2 separate regions of the Homo sapiens genome follow, and region 2 is linked to region 1. A link is an interaction called in ENCODE POLR2A ChIA-PET data of the cell type or tissue named here. Cell type or tissue: Panc1. All regions are shown on one strand. Each heading gives the region's core, and the rest is flanking DNA. Links, peaks and the distances in the headings are about the cores only.

What was found. Peaks named below come from ENCODE experiments on the same cell type or tissue, not always from the same donor. Only the 100,000 strongest peaks of a DNase experiment are listed, where the experiment ranks them.
Region 2: POLR2A ChIA-PET joins it to region 1 with 15 read pairs; 4 of 35 experiments call an interaction of 5 or more read pairs at or near these places.

What each region holds. Positions count from the first base shown.
Region 1 is chr19:11,203,424-11,207,423 of GRCh38, reverse strand. It overlaps DOCK6 (dedicator of cytokinesis 6), which reads left to right. Exons shown (of 48, transcript NM_020812.4): 40 at 3,093-3,224; 41 at 3,329-3,343. It overlaps DOCK6-AS1 (DOCK6 antisense RNA 1), which reads right to left and starts at 3,796. Exons shown (of 3, transcript NR_186345.1): 1 at 3,559-3,796; 2 at 1,316-1,614. In Panc1, for the core only: a CTCF peak has its summit at 3,422 (motif pointing right); no DNase peak of the experiment used is centred there; H3K27ac peaks cover 286 bases.
Region 2 is chr19:11,091,374-11,104,328 of GRCh38, reverse strand. It overlaps LDLR (low density lipoprotein receptor), which reads right to left. Exons shown (of 18, transcript NM_000527.5): 2 at 3,984-4,106; 3 at 1,543-1,665. Among named protein-coding and RNA genes, the nearest start is that of LDLR-AS1, 8.2 kb to the right of the region's middle. RefSeq lists enhancers at 1,485-2,123, 9,213-9,342, 8,708-9,907, 11,255-12,207, 11,630-12,829. In Panc1, for the core only: no CTCF peak of the experiment used is centred there; no DNase peak of the experiment used is centred there; H3K27ac peaks cover 221 bases.

The DNA.
Region 1 (4,000 bases), core at 1-4,000:
AGGAGTTCAAGACCAGCCTGGGCAACATGGCAAACCCTGTCTCTACAAAAAAATACAAGAAATTAGCTGGGTGTGGTGGCATGCACCTGTAGTCCCAGCTACTCAGGAAGCTTGAAGCGGGAGGATCACTGGAGCCCAGGAGGTTGGGGCTACAATGAGTTGTAATCGTGCCACTGTACTCCAACCTATGTGACAGAGTGAAACCTTGTCTCAAAAAATAAATAAAATAAAGATTTGGGATATTCGCATGCATCTTCAAGTTGGAGAAGCTCCAGCTTAAAGCAAATCCCAGGCTGGGCGCAGTGGCTGACTCCTGTAATCCCAGCACTTTGGGAAGCCAAGGCAGGCGGATCACGAGGTCAGGAGTTCAAGAATAGCCTGGCCAACATGGTGAAACCCCATGTCTACTAAAAATACAAAAATTAGCTGGGCATGGTGGCAGGTGTCTGTAATCCCAGCTACTCGGGATGAGACTCGCTTGAACCCGGGAGGCGGAGGTTGCAGTGAGCTGAGATCATGCCCACTGCACTCCAGCCTGACAGACAGAGCAAGACTCTGTCTCCAAAAACAAAAAACAAAAAAAAAAAAACCACCACAAATCCCAGCTATTTTCCCACCACTCCCACAAGTACCCCCTGTGCAACCCTTCCTGATAAAGACCCTTTTATAAAACTTTTATCCCGCGTGGCCAAGTTAATGGTCATCCTTTATTTCATTGCACTCTATATTTAGATGTCCCAGATGATCTCTGATGTATCTTTTCTGGGGTGACTTGGTTTGAATCAGGATCCATTAAGGGCCCACAATGGCTGTCGCTGATCTGTATCCTAAGTCTCTTTTTTCTTTCTTTCTTTTTTTTTTCTGAGACAGGGTCTTACTCTCTCACCCAGGCTGGAGTGCAGCCTGGCTCACTGCAGCCTCTATGTCCTCGGCTCAGGTGATCCTCCCACCTCAGCCTCCTGAGTAGCTGGGACTATAAGTGCGCACCACCACACCCAACTAATTTTTTTTTCTTCGTTCATTTTTTTTTTTTAAGAGATGGGATCTTGCTATGTTGCCCAGGCTGGGCTTGAACTCCTAGACTCATGCAACCCTCTCGCCTCGGCCTTCCAAAGTGCTGGGATTACAGGCGTGAGCCAGCATGCCCGGCAACTGATTTTCCACTGTGGAAAAGGGGTTTTCTTCTCTAGTTTGCTTGTTTGTATGAGGGCAGTTGGTGGTTTCTACATTTAACTTGCAGGAGCCCTGGGGCCTTTGCTCCGTGTGTTTTTCTGGTTTGTGTGGGGCTGGCTGTGTCCATGTGATGTCATTTTACCTGTTTCTCAGTTCCTCACATTTTGGGGAACTGGCAGTTACATTTGAGAGCTCAGTGAGATTCAAGGTCACACTTGAAGTCAGGTGTTCCAGTGAGATTTCTTCTGTGGTGCTGGCCCTTTAGTGACATTATTTTCATTATTGTCACTTTGCTGGATTCTTGGAGACGAAGGCCTCAGAGGAAGGGCCAGGTGCGGTGGCTCACGCTTGTGATCCCAGCACTTTGGGAGGCCGGGGCGGGCAGATCACTTGAGGTCGGGAGTTCAAGACCAGCTTGGGCAACATAGAGAAACCCTGCCTCTACAAAAAAAAAAAAAAATACAAAAAATTAGCTGGGCATGGGCGCAGTGGCTCATGCCTGTAATCCCAGCACTTTGGAGGCCGAGGCAGGCGGATCACGAGGTCAGGAGTTTGAGACCAGCCTGGCCAATATAGTGAAACCCCATCTCTACTAAAAATACAAATATGGCTGGGTGCAGTGGCTCACGCCTGTAATCCCGGCACTTTGAGAGGTCGAGGTGGGTAGATCACAAGGTCAGGAGTTCGAGACCAGCCTGGCCAATATGGTGAAACCCCGTCTCTACTAAAAATGCAAAAAAAGTAGCTGGGCGTGGTGGCACATGCCTGTAATCCCAGCTATTAAGTAGGATGAGGCAGGAGAATTGCTTGAACCCAGGAGGCAGAGGTTGCAGTGAGCCGAGATCATACCACTGGACTGCAGCCATCTCAAAAAAAAAAATACACGGGTGGGGTTAAGGGGAGGGATAGCATTAGAAGAAGTATCTAATGTAGGTGACAGGTTGATGGGTGCAGCAAACCACCATGGCACGTGTATACCTATGTAACAAAACTGCACGTTCTGCGCATGTACCCCAAAGTATTAAAAAAAAGATTACGAAAAAAAACCATACACACACAAAAGCCTCAGGGGAAGAAACCAGGGGGTGGACACAGGCCTTCTGACAGTCAGCAAACCTCACAGGATGCCTGTTTTGAGCCAGGCTTGATGCCAGCACCCGCTGGGGGTGAGGGGCATATTACCACATGCCAGAAGGCAGTTGGGCATGGAGGTCATGGGCACAGGGCCAGATGGGTGGGTGTTTGGGTCTTGGCCCTGGGGAATGCCTCTGTCTCTGAGACTCACTTTCCTCTTTGAGGAATAGGAAAAAAAAACTGCTTCTCCCATCAATGAGGGAAGACAGATGGGTGAAGTGCAGATGTACATCGTACCTGTGCCATAGAATATTCTTGCTAAAAGTGGTGAAGGGCTGGGAGAGTGGTGGCTCACACCTGTAATCCCAGCTAATCAAGAGGCCAAGGCAGGAGGATCACTTGAGCCCAGGAGTTCAAGACCAACTAGGGCAATATAGTGAGACCCTGACTCTACAAAAACTAAAATAAAATTATTTGGGCATGGTGGCATGTACCTGTAGTTCCAGCTATGTGGGAGGCTAGGGTGGGAGCATCTCTTGAGCCCAGGAGTTGGAGGTTGCAGTGAGCTATGATTGTACCACTACACTCCAGCCTGGGTGATGGAGTGAGACCCTATCTCAAAAAAACAAAAAAGATAAGTAGCAGTGAAGACCATGGAGCCCTCTGTGGGAGCTGAGTGGAAAGGCTCAACCCCTATCTGGGATAGGGGTGGTCAGGGTGGGCTTCCTGGAGGAGGTGATGGAGGGTGGGTAGGAGCACGGAGGCTCACAAGGGAGATGGGTAGACAGGAGCACAGTGGAGAGAGGAAGACAGTTTGGGGAATCCTGACCCCACCTCACCCTCAGGGCGGGCTCTACGAGGCGGTGAATGAGGTCTACAAGAACCTCATCCCCATCCTGGAAGCCCACCGTGACTACAAGAAGCTGGCCGCGGTGCACGGCAAACTGCAGGAGGCCTTCACCAAGATCATGCACCAGGTGGGCCCAGGACCCCCTCCCCAGACCCCACCCTCAGCCCCACTCCTCATCCCCACTCCTCATCCCCAGGGATCTGCTGACCTTGACCCTTCTCTTCCCCACAGAGTTCCGGCTGGGAGGTGAGTCAGCCTTGGTGGACAGCCACCTGCCTCTGGGACCCCCGTGATGACTGGCCAGCAGCCATCAGTGAACACCAGGGGGCACCAGAGGAGCATGGCCGCTGGCCCTTGGGGCTGGGGCTGTGGCCACAAGGGACCCACCCCATTATTTCCCTCCCTTCCCCAAAAATGCCCCCACCCCCCGCCCCAGATCTCGAGGGCAGCTTGTGACTCACCCAGCTGGGAGCTCTCCAGAGACACCCCTCCCTCTGCCAGGGCCAGCTTGGTCACTGCAGGGGGGTGGCGGGGTGACTCTTGACTCCCTCATGGTCTCTTGGTCTCTTTCTCATCTCTCCCCAGTCTATCACGTGGCTCTCCCTATCTTGGTATCTCACTGTCTCTTAGTCTCTGTCTCTCCCTGCGTACCCAGCTTCCAGCCTCCCCCAGGCTCTCTGCTCCTCATTTCTGGTTAATGTGTCCTCCCGCTCCAGCCCCCCCGAATCCCGCTTCTTCCCTGCTTAGGTCTATTTTTAGGCATCTCCTAGTTTGGGGAGAATGTTCTGGCCAAAGATGGCAGAAACCCAGAGCCCAGGCAGGCAGGCTGGGTGGGAGCTGGGTGGGGAGGGCAGGTCCTCTTCGCCCCCGCCCCCCTCCCGTCTCTGATCTCTCCCCCCACGG
Region 2 (12,955 bases), core at 1,313-5,312, 100 kb after region 1:
GGAGCTGACTGCCAGAAGACAAAGGCTTGCTGGGAATTTTTTTTTTTTTTTTTGAGACGAAGTCTCACTCTTGTCCCCCAGGCTGGAGTGCGATGGCAAGATCTCGGCTCACTGCAACTTCCACCTCCCGGGTTCAAGCGATTCTCCTGCCTCAGCCTTCCAAGTAGCTGGGATTACAGGCACCTGCCACCACGCCTGGCTAATTTTTTTGTATTTTTAATAGAGACGGGGTTTCACCATGTTGGCCAGGCTGGTCTCAAACTCCTGACCTCAGGTGATCCGCCCGCCTCAGTCTCCCAAAATGCTGGGATTACAGGTATGAGCCACTGCACCTGGCCGCTTGCTGGAGATTTTATAGAATGGTGCTTGTGCTGTGCGCTGAAGAGGGCTTTGTGCAGTACTTATAATGCCGAGGTTGCAGTGAGCTAACTTGCAATTTTCTATCAGCCGAGGTGTCTGATGATAGCTGGGAGCAGGAAGATAAGGAGTTATTTACGCAGGAGGGCTGTGTGTTCTGGACCATGGAGAAAGGCAGAGTTACATAGTTTGTCGGCCTTCTTCTTCTTTTTTTTTGAGACAGAATTTCGCTCTTGTCCCCCAGGCTGGAGTGCAATGGCGTGATATTGGCTCACTGCAACCTCTGCCTCCCAGGTTCAAGTGATTCTCCTGTCTCAGCCTCCCGAGTAGCTGGGATTACAGGCAGACGCCACCATACCTGGCTAGTTTTTGTATTTTCAGTAGAGATGGGGTTTCACCGTGTTGGCCAGGCTGCTCTCGAACTCCTGACCTCAAGTGATCCACCCGCCTCAGCCTCTCAAAAGGCTGGGATTACAGGGGTGAGCCACCGTGCCTGACCCTATCTGCCTTCTTTTATTGCTTTCCTTTGGTTCGGTCAGCCTGGTTTTTTTCCTAATTAGGACTCCACACTCAGTGGTAAAAATCCGAAATCCAAAATGCTCCAATAAGCATTTCCTTCTAAAGGTCAGTGCTCAAGACGTTTCAGAATTTCGGGTGCTCAAGACTTTGAATTTCGGGGTTTTGGATTTGGATGTGCCACTTGTATTAAGACAGCCAAGAAGACGCCCAGCTTCAAAGTCCATTTCCCTTCGGGATTCTTGGCCTTGCTCCTTGGCAGAACTTTCTGGCTTTTCCCCCTTCATGTTACGTGGGTCATTGAGGCTTGGCTAGCAAGCGTCACTATGTGTTCAGCCTCACGGGGCGGGGATCACAGGATCACGGGGATCACGACCAGCGGGAATCACAGCGGCTTGCCAGTGTGTGTGCCAGGTGGCTAGCCCTCGGCAGGGACAGCCTCCCTGACTGTGCGTGACAAACCCGAAGAGGTAGCACCATCCCCACTTTGTAATGCCTCCTGGTCAAGGGGGGATTTGAAGGGCGGAAGAGGCTTGGTATGAGCCCCCAAGAGATGGAGCCCAGTTCGGGGCAGCTGCCTTGCAGCTCGAGCAGGACCCCGTAGAGACAAAGTCAGACCACTCCCCAGGACTCAGATAGGCTCAATAGCAAAGGCAGGGCCACACTTACGACAGCCTTGCTCGTCTGAGCCGTTGTCGCAGTCCACTTGGCCATCGCACCTCCAGAACTGAGGAATGCAGCGGTTGACACGGCCCCCACAGCTGAAGTCCCCGGATTTGCAGGTGACAGACACTACAGAAGAGACAGGATTGAACTGTCACTCAAAGGAAAGACCCACTGAGGCCGAGCACAGTGGCTCACGCCTGTAATCCCAGCACTTTGGGAGGCCAAGGCGGGTGGATCACGTGAGGTCAGGGGTTCAAGACCAGCCTGGCCAATATAGTGAAACCCTGTCTCTACTAAAAATACAAAAATTAGTTGGGTGTGGTGGCGGGCACCTGTAGTCCCAGCTACTCGGGAGGCTGAGGCAGGAGAATCACTTTAACCTGGGAGGAGGAGGTTGCGGTGAGCCGAGATCCTGCCATTGCACTCCAGCCTGGGTGGCAGAGTGAGACTCCGTCACACACACACACACAAAAAAGACCCACTGGCCTTGCCAATCCTGTCTTTGCAAAGGAAAACCCCAGAACTTTGAAGAGAATGTCAATCCCACTTTTTTTTTTTTTTTTGAGACAGAGTCTTGCTCTGTCGCCCAGGCTGGAGTACAGTGGCACGATCTTGGCTCACTGCAAGCTCCGCCTCCCGGGTTCACGCCATTCTCCTGCCTCAGCCTCCTGAGTAGCTGGGACTACAGGCACCCGCCACCACGCCTGGCTAATTTTTTGTATTTTTTTAGTAGAGACGGGGTTTCACCGTGTTAGCCAGGATGGTCTCGATCTCCTGACCTCATGATCCTCCTGCCTCGGCCTCTGAAAGTGCTGGGATTACAGGTGTGAGCCACCGTGCCTGACCTAATCCCACTTTTTTTTTTAGTAGAGATAGAAGTTTCATCATGTTGAGCAGGCTGGTCTCAAACTCATGGCCTCAAGTGATCCGCCTACCTCAGCTTCCCAAAGTGCTGGGATTCTAGGCATGAGCCACCATGCCTGGTCTCCCATTTTAAAAAAATATATATATACATACATATGGGGCGGGCTCAGTGGCTCACGCCTGTAATCCCAACACTTTGGGAGGCCAAAGCTGGCGGATCACGAGGTCAGGAGATTGAGACCATCCTGGCTAACGTGGTGAAACCCCATCTCTACTAAAAATACAAAAAATTAGCTGGGCGTGGTAGTGGGCGCCTGTAGTCCCAGCTACTCGGGAGGCTGAGGCAGGAGAATGGCATGAACCCAGGAGGCACAGCTTGCAGTGAGCTGAGATCGCGCCACTGCACTCCAGCCTGGGCAACAGAGCAAGACTCCGTCTCAAAAAAAAAAAAAAAAGAAAAGAAAAAGAAAAAAACAAAAACAAATATTTATTTATTACTTATTTTTTAGAGATGAGGTCTAGCTATGCCACCCAGGTGGCCCTCAAACTCCTGGGCTTTATAAAGCAATCTTTCTGCCTTTCTGCCTCAGCCTCCCAAGTAGCTGGGACTACAGACACAAGCCATTGTGCCCGGCCAAGCCTACCCCTTTATGGGTCAAAACGGAGGGCATTTAAATGGAGCTTGTTAAAAACTGGACATTAGGCTGAGTGCGGTGGCTCACACCTGTAATCCCAATACTTTGGGAGTTCGAGGCAAGAGAATCACTTGAGCCCAAGAGGTCAAGGCTGCAGTGAAGTATGATGGTACCACTGGACTCCAGCCTGGGCAACAGAATTAGACTCCATCTCTTAAAAAAAAAAATAGGCCGGGCATGGTGGCTCACGCCTGTAATGCCAGCACTTTGGGAGGCGGAGGCAGGTGGATCACGAGGTCAGGAGATCGAGACCATCCCGGCTAACATGGTGAAACCCCATCTCTACTAAAGATACAAAAAATTAGCCGGATGTGGTGGAGGGTGCCTGTAGTCCCAGCTACTCGGGAGGCTGAGGCAGGAGGATGGCGTGAACCTGGGAGGCGGAGGTTGCAGTGAGCTGAGATCACACCACTGCACTCCAGCCTGGGTGATGGAACGAGACTCCGTCTCAAAAAAAAAAAAAAAAAAAGACATTAGGTTATGCAAAGTTTTGGAACAAGATAGAGGTGGTGGCCACACAGCATTGCAGATGTATTAATGCCACTGAGCTGGTTAATTTCATGTTATGTGAAATTCACATCAATTGAAAAAACAATAGAGCCATTTAATGGCTTTAAGGAAAGCTCCAATAATTCATTCTCTCCCCACCTCCTAATTCATGATTGAATACATCAAAATCCACTGGCCACTTTTCCAGCCGCCATCATCAAAAAGGGGTTAAGAATCGTGTCACAGGCCAGGCGTGGTGCCTGTAATCCCAGCACTTTGGGAGGCCGAGGCCAGCGGATCACTTGAGACCAGAAATTCAAGACCAGCCTGGCCAACATGGCGAGACCCTGTCTCTATTACAAAAATAAATGCATATCATGCCCAAAGGGGACTCACAGCACGTCTCCTGGGACTCATCAGAGCCATCCTGGCACTCAGCGCTGCCATCGCAGACCCACTTGTAGGAGATGCATTTCCCGTCTTGGCACTGGAACTCGTTTCTTTCGCATCTGTCGCCCACTGAGAGAGAGGAAAAGGAGAAAGGGTCTCTCAACGCCAGAATCAGAAACTGACCACGTTTCCTGTGTCTATTTCCTGCCAACTAAAGAATTAACCAGAAATGTCATCCGATCAGGAACAGTCTGATTCCCAGGGAATTAAGCAAGCACAACAAATGAAATTTTATGAACCCCAAAATTCAGTGGAGGACACAAAGAAGGAACCCAAGAGAGACACTTGTCAACAAAGGCTAGTGTTGTTGATTCCAAAATATGGACTCTCTGGGGTATGGGAAAAAAATATTAGAACTTCCATGCACATTAATAAAGAAAGGAAGAGTATTTAGCATATTAAAACCTGTACTACAGCTGGGCATGGTGGCTCATGCCTGTAATCCCAGCACTTTGGGAGGCCGAGGTGGGCAGATCACCTGAGGTCAGCAGTTCGAAACCAGCCTGGCCAACATGGTGAAACCCCGTCTCTACTAAAAATACAAAATTAGCTGGGCGTGGTGGCACATGCCTGTAATCCCAGCTACTCAGGAGGCTGAGGCAGGAGAATCACTTGAACCTGGGAGGCAGACTTTGTGGTGAGCCAAGATTGTGCCATTGCACTCCAGCCTCGGCAACAAGAACAAAACTCCGTCTCAAAAAAAACCTGTACTGCCCAGGCATGTTGGCTCATGACTGTAATCCCAGCACTTTGGGAGGCAGAGGTGGGTGGATTGCTTGAGCCCAGGAGTATGAGATCAGCCTGGACAACGTAGTGAGACCCTTTATCTATTATAATTTTTTTAAAAGTTAAAACAAAACAAACAAAACCTGTGTTGTTCTATCCATCTGACCATTAAAAAAACAAAAACAAAAAACTTGTACTGTAAAGAGTCATGAAGAAAACTCACAGACACAGCATAATCATTAAGGTGGAAGAAAACTTGAGTTTTCTTCAGTAGGTAGGGAAGAAATACTTAGATAAAGAATTATGAGAAATTATAAATGTAGAGGCCAGAGAACACAAATTTAGCAGTGAAGATAATCATGTATCTGAAGATCAGATCAAAAGAAATGGGAGAGAAACATTAACAAAAGATATAATAAGAGAAAACTTTTCCTTAGAAAACCAAGACTTAGATTATTACATTAAAATGAGAACAAAGTAACTGGAAAATTTCCCAAAATATATTTACACCTTGGAAAAGAGATCAAAGTCTTATTGAATGTATTTAGTTTTCTTCTATTTTCTTTTTTTTTGAGACAGGGTCTCACTTTAGAGCGATCAGTGGAGCGATCACGGCCCACTGCAGCCTCAAACTCTGAGGCTCAAGCAATCTTCCCATCTCAGCCCCCTAAGTAGTTGGGATTAAAAGCACTCACCACCATGCCAGGCTAATTTTTCTACTTTTTGTAGAGATGGGGTCTTACTGTGTTACCTAGGCTGGTCTTGAACTCTTGGGCTCAAGCAATCCTCCCACCTCAGCCTCCCAAAGTGTTGTGATTATAGGTATATGCCACCACACTTGGCCTGCATTTAGTTTTATATATTAAATTTGGATTTAGAATACTTTTTTTTTCTTTTTTTGAGACATAGCTTCGCTCTGTTACCCAAACTGGAGTGCAGTGGCAGGATCATGGCTTACTGCAACCTGGATTGAACCTCGTGGGCTCAAGTGATCCTCCTGCCTCAGCCCCCCAAATAAATGGGACTACAGGCACATGCCACCATGCCCAGCTAATGTTGGAATTTTTTGTAGAGACAAGGTCTCACTATGTTGCCTAGGCTGGCCTCAAACTCCTAAAGTGATCCTCCCTCCTCAGCCTCCCAATATGCTGGGATTACAGGCATGAGCCACCACACTGGGCCCTCTAATACCTTTATATGAAAGATTCTGGTTCTGTGAACTAGAATCAAAGCAACTTTTATAAATCAAAGTATAAACTTTGATTCCCTATGTAAACTAAGGCAATAAAAGCAATAACAAATTATTATTATTATTATTTTCAGACAGAGTCTCACTCTGTCACCCAGGCTGGAGTGCAGTGGTGCAATCTTGGCTCACTGCAACCTCTGCTTCCCAGGTTCAAGCGATTCTCCTGCCTCAGCCTCCCAAGTAGCTGGGGATCACCAGCAACTGCCACCATGCCCAGGTAATTTCTTGTATTTTAGTAGAGATGGAGTTTCACTATATTGGCCAGGCTGGCCTTGAACTCCTGACCAAAGTGCTGGGATTATAGGCTGGAGCCACCATGCCCGGCCGCAATAACAAATTATGATTGCTTATCTCAGCATGCACTATGCACTTATTATTACTATAATAAGGTAACAATACCAAGAAGAAAAAAAAATCTGCCTTTTTTAAAATTTTATTTTATTTTATTTTTGACACAGAGTCTCACTCTGTCGCCCAGGCTGGAGTGCAATGGCACAATCTCAACTCACTGCAAACCTCCACCTCTGGGTTCAAGTGATTCTCCTGCCTTAGCTTCCTGAGTAGCTTGGGAATACAGGTGCGTGACACCACACCCGGCTAATTTTTGTATTTTTTGTAGAGACGGGGTTTCACCATGCTGCCCAGCCTGGTCTCAAATTCCTGACCTCAAGTGATCTGCCTGCCTCAGCCTCTCAGTGCTGGGATTACAGGTGTGAGCCACCATGCCCAGCCAAGTCTGACTTTTTATCTTTGTGAAGATGTAACAGATGCTATCCAGGAAAATCACATACAAGGGTTTGTTTTTTGTTTTTGAGACAGAGTCTCATTCTGTTGCCCAGACTGGAGTGCAATGGTATGATCTTGACTCACTGTAACCTCTGCCTCCCAGGTTCAAGCGATTCTCCTGCCTTAACCCTTCCAAGTAGCTGGGATTACAGGCACGCGCCACCGTGCCTAGCTACATAAGTACATCAATAAGTTCTGATCGATGGTTGAAACTTTGGGAGGCCAAGGTGGGCGGATCACCAAATCAGGAGATCGAGACCATCCTGGCTAACATGGTGAAACCCCATCTCTACTAAAAAAATTAGCTGGGCATGTTGGCGGGCGCCTGTAATCCCAGCTACTCAGGAGGCTGAGGCAGGAGAATCGCTTGAACCCGGGAGGCGGAGGCTGCAGTGAACTGAGATCACGCCACCATACTCCAGCCTGGGCGACAGAGACTCTGTCTCAAAAAAAAAAAAAAAAGAAAAAGAAAATATGACCACATGACCAGGTGCAGTGGCTCATGCCTGTAATCCCAACACTTTGGGAGGCAGAGACAGGATTGTTTGAGCCCAGGAATTCCAGACTGGCCTAGGCAACATACCAAGACCCCATCTCTACAAAATAAAAAAAAGAATAATTTTAAAAAAAGAATATAGGACCGCATCTTCTGTGATAATCCTTTCAGAAGGCAGAGCCTAATTCGTCTCCCCTGGAGTGGCACTGGACTTTTAATGACTTGCTTCTGATAGGAAAATGTAGAGACGACAGGGAGTGGCTTCTGAGCCTAGTTCATGGCCATGCTCATTGTTGGATCGACTGCTCCAGGGGAGGCCAGCTGCATGTCATGAGTCCACTCAAGCAGCTGGAGGGAGAGCTCCACGCAGCAGGGAACTGAGGCCTCCAGCCAAGAGCCACTGAGTGCGCCATCTTGGAAGTGGATCCTTCAACCCCAGCCAAGTCTTCCTATGCCTGCAGCTTCTGAAAATATGTTTTTCTCTCCTGCCAATATTTTGATTGCAACTTCATGAGAGACCCTGAGCTGGAACCGTCTAGCTGTGCTGCTTCCAAATTCCTGACACGCAAAAACTGAGAAATCATAAATGTGTTGTTTTAAGCCACTACATTTTGGGCTAATTTGATATGTAGCAAGAAATGAGTCATTTCCTCCTTTAAGCACAGTTGAAACTGAGTTGTAGGTAATTAACATACAACCTAACTTTAAAAGATGTATCTATGTCTTTTTTTCTTTCTCTTTCGGACACCGGCTTTCACTCTGTTGCCCAGGTTGGAGTGCAGTGGCATGACTGAGGCTCACGGCCGCCTCCACCTCCCAGGTTCATGCGATCCTCCTGCCTAAGCCTAACTCAACAGCTGTGACTAGAGGGGTGCACCATCACACTCAGCTAACTTTTTATTTATTTTTTGCAGAGACAGGTGTCTCACTATGTTGCCCAGGCTGGTCTCAAACTCTTGGGCTCAAGCAATCCACCCACCCATCTCGGCCTCCCAAAGTGCTAGGATTACAGGCATCAGCCACCGCATCCAGCCCCCTTTATCCATTTCAACTTTGATGGTTGACCCAGCACATTCATGTGGATTCCCTGAAAGTTAGAGTAGTAAGGGGGTTAGATAGACAATCCTGGGCTTCACTGGCTTTCCAGGCCATTTAACTAGAACAACTTGGGTAACTGACTAAATCCTTCTGGGACTCAGTTTCCTGATCTGTAAAATGGGGGAGAATGGCAGTCTCTACTTCCTAGAGGGTGTTTTGAGAATTAAAGAACAGAACAGGCTGGGCGCGGTGACTCACGTCTGTAATCTCAGCACTTTGGGAGGCCGAAGTGGGCGGATCACCTGAGTTCAGGAGTTCGAGACCAGCCTGGCCAACATGGTGAAACCCCGTCTCTACTAAAAATACAAAAATTAGCCGGGCGTGGTGGCGGGCGCCTGTAATCCCAGCTGCTCAGGTGGCTGAGGCAGGAGAATCACTTGAACCCGAATGCCTGTAATTGCAGCTACTCGGGAGGCTGAAACATGAGAATCATTTGAACCCAGGAGGCAGGGGCTGCAGTGAGCCCAGATTGTGCCACTGCACTCCAGCCTGGGCAACAGAGCGAGACTCTGTCAAAAAAAAAAAAAAAAAGAAAAGAAAAAAGGGAAGGAAGAGAGAAGAAAATGAGTCGAGCTTTGGAATCTGCTGTGGTCACAAACTCTGATAATTCTCTTGCCCAACTACAGATCTGTCAATACTGTACACACCCCGCTTTGACAATATCGTACACACCTCACTGACTCACAGCTCAATTTCAACTGTGCTTAAAGGAGGAAATGACTCATTTCTTGTGCTGACACACCGGGTGGGCAAAAAGCAATTGAGATTCCAGGAGGCTTGCGATAAATAAAAAGGAAAGTTGGGCCAGAGGCGTTGGCAATCAAGATCTTAAGGGAGGAGCCTCTGATCACCCCACTAGGTGACCGCAGCTTTGGTGACCACTAATCCAATGCTCTCACCTCCCTACCTCTGTACGAGGGCCCAGCTTACAAACTAAATGTGCCACTGGGTAGACCGGGAATGTCAGTAACACCTGAAGGTCCTTTAAGGAGGGATAAAGAACAATAAAAACCTTTCCCTGAAGAAAAACAAAACCTTTCCCTGGACCTCAAGCTCTCCCCTGACTATTATTCTCCAAATATTTGCTGGCCACAGGTGGCTCAAGACTGCACCCATGGGAAGGACCCCACGATGACCTATTTCTGTGATCTACCACCTGGGCAACTCTCCAGACAATGTTTCAAAAGTGGATTTCCCCAGCACCTTGGGAGGCTGAGGAGGGAGGACTGCTTGAGCCCAGGAGTTTGAGACCAACCGAGGCAACAAAGCGAGAATCCCTTGAACCCCATCTCTACAAAAAATACACAACTTAGCCAAGCATAGTGGCACACACCTGTAATCCCAGCTACTTGGGAGGCTGAGTGGGGAGGATGGCTTAAGCCTGGGAGGTCAAGGATGCAGTGATCTGCGCTCCAGCCTGGGCGGGAGACTCTGTCTCAAAAAATAAAAACAAACGAACAAACAAACAAAAAATTTAAACTTAGCTGGGAGTGGCCGGGTTCGGGGGCTCACGCCTATAATCCCAGCACTTTGGGAGGCTGAGGCGGGTGGATCACCTGAGGTTGGGAGTTCGAGAACAGCCTGAACCAATGTGGAGAAACCCCATCTCTACGAAAAATACAAAATTAGCCGGGCGTGGTGGTGCATGCCTGTAATCCCAGCTACTCAGGAGGCTGAGGCAGGAGAATCGCTTGAACCAGGAGGTGGAGGTTGCGGTGAGCCGAGATCGCGCCATTGCACTCCAGCCTGGGCAGCAAGAGCAAAACTCCATCTCAATAAATAAATAAATAAATAAATAAACAAACAAACTGAGGTGGGAGTGGTAACACGTGCGTATAGTCCCAGCTACTCAGGAGGCTGAGAGAGGAGGATCAGTTGAGTACAGAAGCTGGAGGCTGCAGTGAGCTATAACTGCACACTTCAGCCTGAGCGACAGGGCAAGACCCTGCCTCCAAAAAATAAAGGCAGATTTTACTGCCACAGGCGCAGCCAGACAGCAGTTGCCTGCCAAATGAGCTCCCTTGGCCTAGCTAGTGGGGACAGTGCTCAGGAACGGAACAGTGCTGAGTGAGAGCACGTCAGGGAGCTGTCCTCACAGTTGCTGCCCTTTCCGAGCAAGGGGACAAAACCAGTCCTGTTCCAAACATCAACGGCCCAACGAAACCGCACCTCTTTCTTATTCTTTCAAGCAAGGTTGGCGTTTTTCATATTAGACCATTTGAATTTCAGGAAAAGCAAATTAGGCCAAGCGCGGTGGCTCACGCCTGTAATCTCAGCACTTTGGGAGGCCAAGGCAGGCGGCTCACCTGAGGTCAGGAGTTCGAGACCAGCCTGGCCAACGTGGCGAAACCCTGTCTCTACTAAAAGTACAAAATTAGCCAGGCATGGTAGCGGGTGCCCGTATCCTAGCTACCCAGGAGGCTGAGACACGAGAATCCCTTGAACCCCGGAGGCAGAAGTTGCAATGAGCTGAGATTAGGCAATCTAAGCGAGACTCCATCTCAAAAAAAAAAAAAAAAAGGAAGTAAACTAGAGCATGGATCCCCAGATTTTCTCACGCTAGGGAAGCCTAAAAAGCAATGAGCTCCTCTCAAAAACACAAAAACACAAAAAGGCCGGGCACGGCGGCTCACGCCTGTACTCCCAGCACTTTGGGAAACTGAGGCGGGTGGATCACGAGGTCAGGAGTTCGAGGCCAGCTTGACCAATATGGTGAAATCCCATCTCTACTGAAAAATACAAAAATTAGCTGGGTGTGGTGGCGGGCGCCTGTAGTTCCAGCTACTCAGGAGGCTGAGGCCGAAGAATCGCTTGAACCTGGGAGGCAGAGGTTGCAGTGAGCCGAGATTGCGCCACTGCACTCCAGCCTGGGCAACTCGAACAAAAATAAACAAACAAAAAAAACACCTCTATAAATTCTAGTCCTCTAGCCCTCTGATCTCTCAAGTCACGAGTAACAAGTCAGGAACAAGGTCATCGAAACAAAAAAAGAGAATACACATTTCTGCTTTTTCCCCCAGCACACAAATGAGGTGGTGAATGCTTTCGATGTTTTCTTTCCCTGTGCTACTGAAAACAGTTGTACAAGGAAATCAAAACTGTAGCTAGAATCATTTCCTTGAAGGGGAAACAAACAAACGAAAATCCCCTGGCTTAAGGGAACAGAGCCAGCTGAAAATGAATGAGAAATCAATTGATTGGCTGGCACAGTGGGTCACGCCTGCAATCCTTGGACTTTGGGAGGCTGAGGCGGGTGGATCACGAGGTCAGGAGTTCGAGACCAGCCTGGCCAACGTGGTGAAACCCCATCTCTACTACAAATACAAAAATTAGCCGGGTGTTGTGGCAGGCGCCTATAATTCCAGCTACTCAGGAGGCTGAGGCAGGAGAATTGCTGGAACCCGGGAGGCGGGGATTGCAGTGAGGCGAGATTATGCCATTGCACTCCAGCCTGGGTGACAGGGCGAGACTCCAACTCAAAAAAAAAAAAAATAGACATCAATTGATCAGTGCTTCTTTCCAAATAAGGTGGGTATTTTCCCCAGAGTGATCTCAGCAATTGATTTTGCTTCCGGAAGAGAGAGCCTGACTCACTGTTTGCTGCTGGTCGGTTACATCTGCAGTCTCTTAGCAACAAAAGGCTATTTGCTTGACAGTTGGGACAGAGTGTGGAAGGAAAAGGGACATCAAAAAGCCCATCAAAATAATAATAATAATAATAATAATAATAATAAAGCCCATCAAAGCACCCATCAAAGCAAGGAGCAACCGACCCATCTAGAATTGGATCTTATCAGGGAGGAAGTCTACAGATAAGAGCAGGAATGAGGAACAGAATTCCCCTACAGGTTTTCTGTCTCAACAAAGGTCTCCCTGTTTTTTCCCAGTGTTCCCTGGAAGATAGGTATTTCCGGAAATGACAAGGGAATCACCCTGCGGCTCGTTAAAGCAGCCAACTCCCTTACTCAAATTTGGGTGAGTCATTGACACGTTTGGAGCTGCGCTCACCGCTGTTGCCTGATTTTGGTCTAAGTGAAGGCTTGCGGTTCAGATTCCAACAACTTCCCTTTGTAAAGGAAATGGACAAGAAACTCCCCCCTGGATATGCCTTGAAGCCAGCTACAGCGTGAGGTGGTGCAGCTAGAAAGTGCTAGAAACACACACCAGCTCTCAGAAGTCTGGAGGAAAACATCAGGGGTGTAGTCTCCTTGACAACAGAGGAAACATCACATTCTCAGCCATCCCGGGAGAGAGAAACTAAAGTGATGAACAAACAAGGCCTTGCCTAAGACTTCCTTAACATTTTCTCTTAAGGAAGAGGTTGATTGGTGAGTGAGATACACATTAATCCAGTGCCTCTCTTTCTTTTGTAAAACTGAGTGGCAGAATGTTTGCAATCATCATCATCCCCGGTGGGGCGCGGTGGCTCACTCCTGTAATCCCAACACTTTGGGAGGCTGAGGTAGGAGGATCGCTTGAGGCCAGGAGTTCAAGACCAGCCTGAGCAACCAAGCGAGACCTCATCTCTACAAAAAGTTAAAAAATAAATAAGTAAATAAAAAT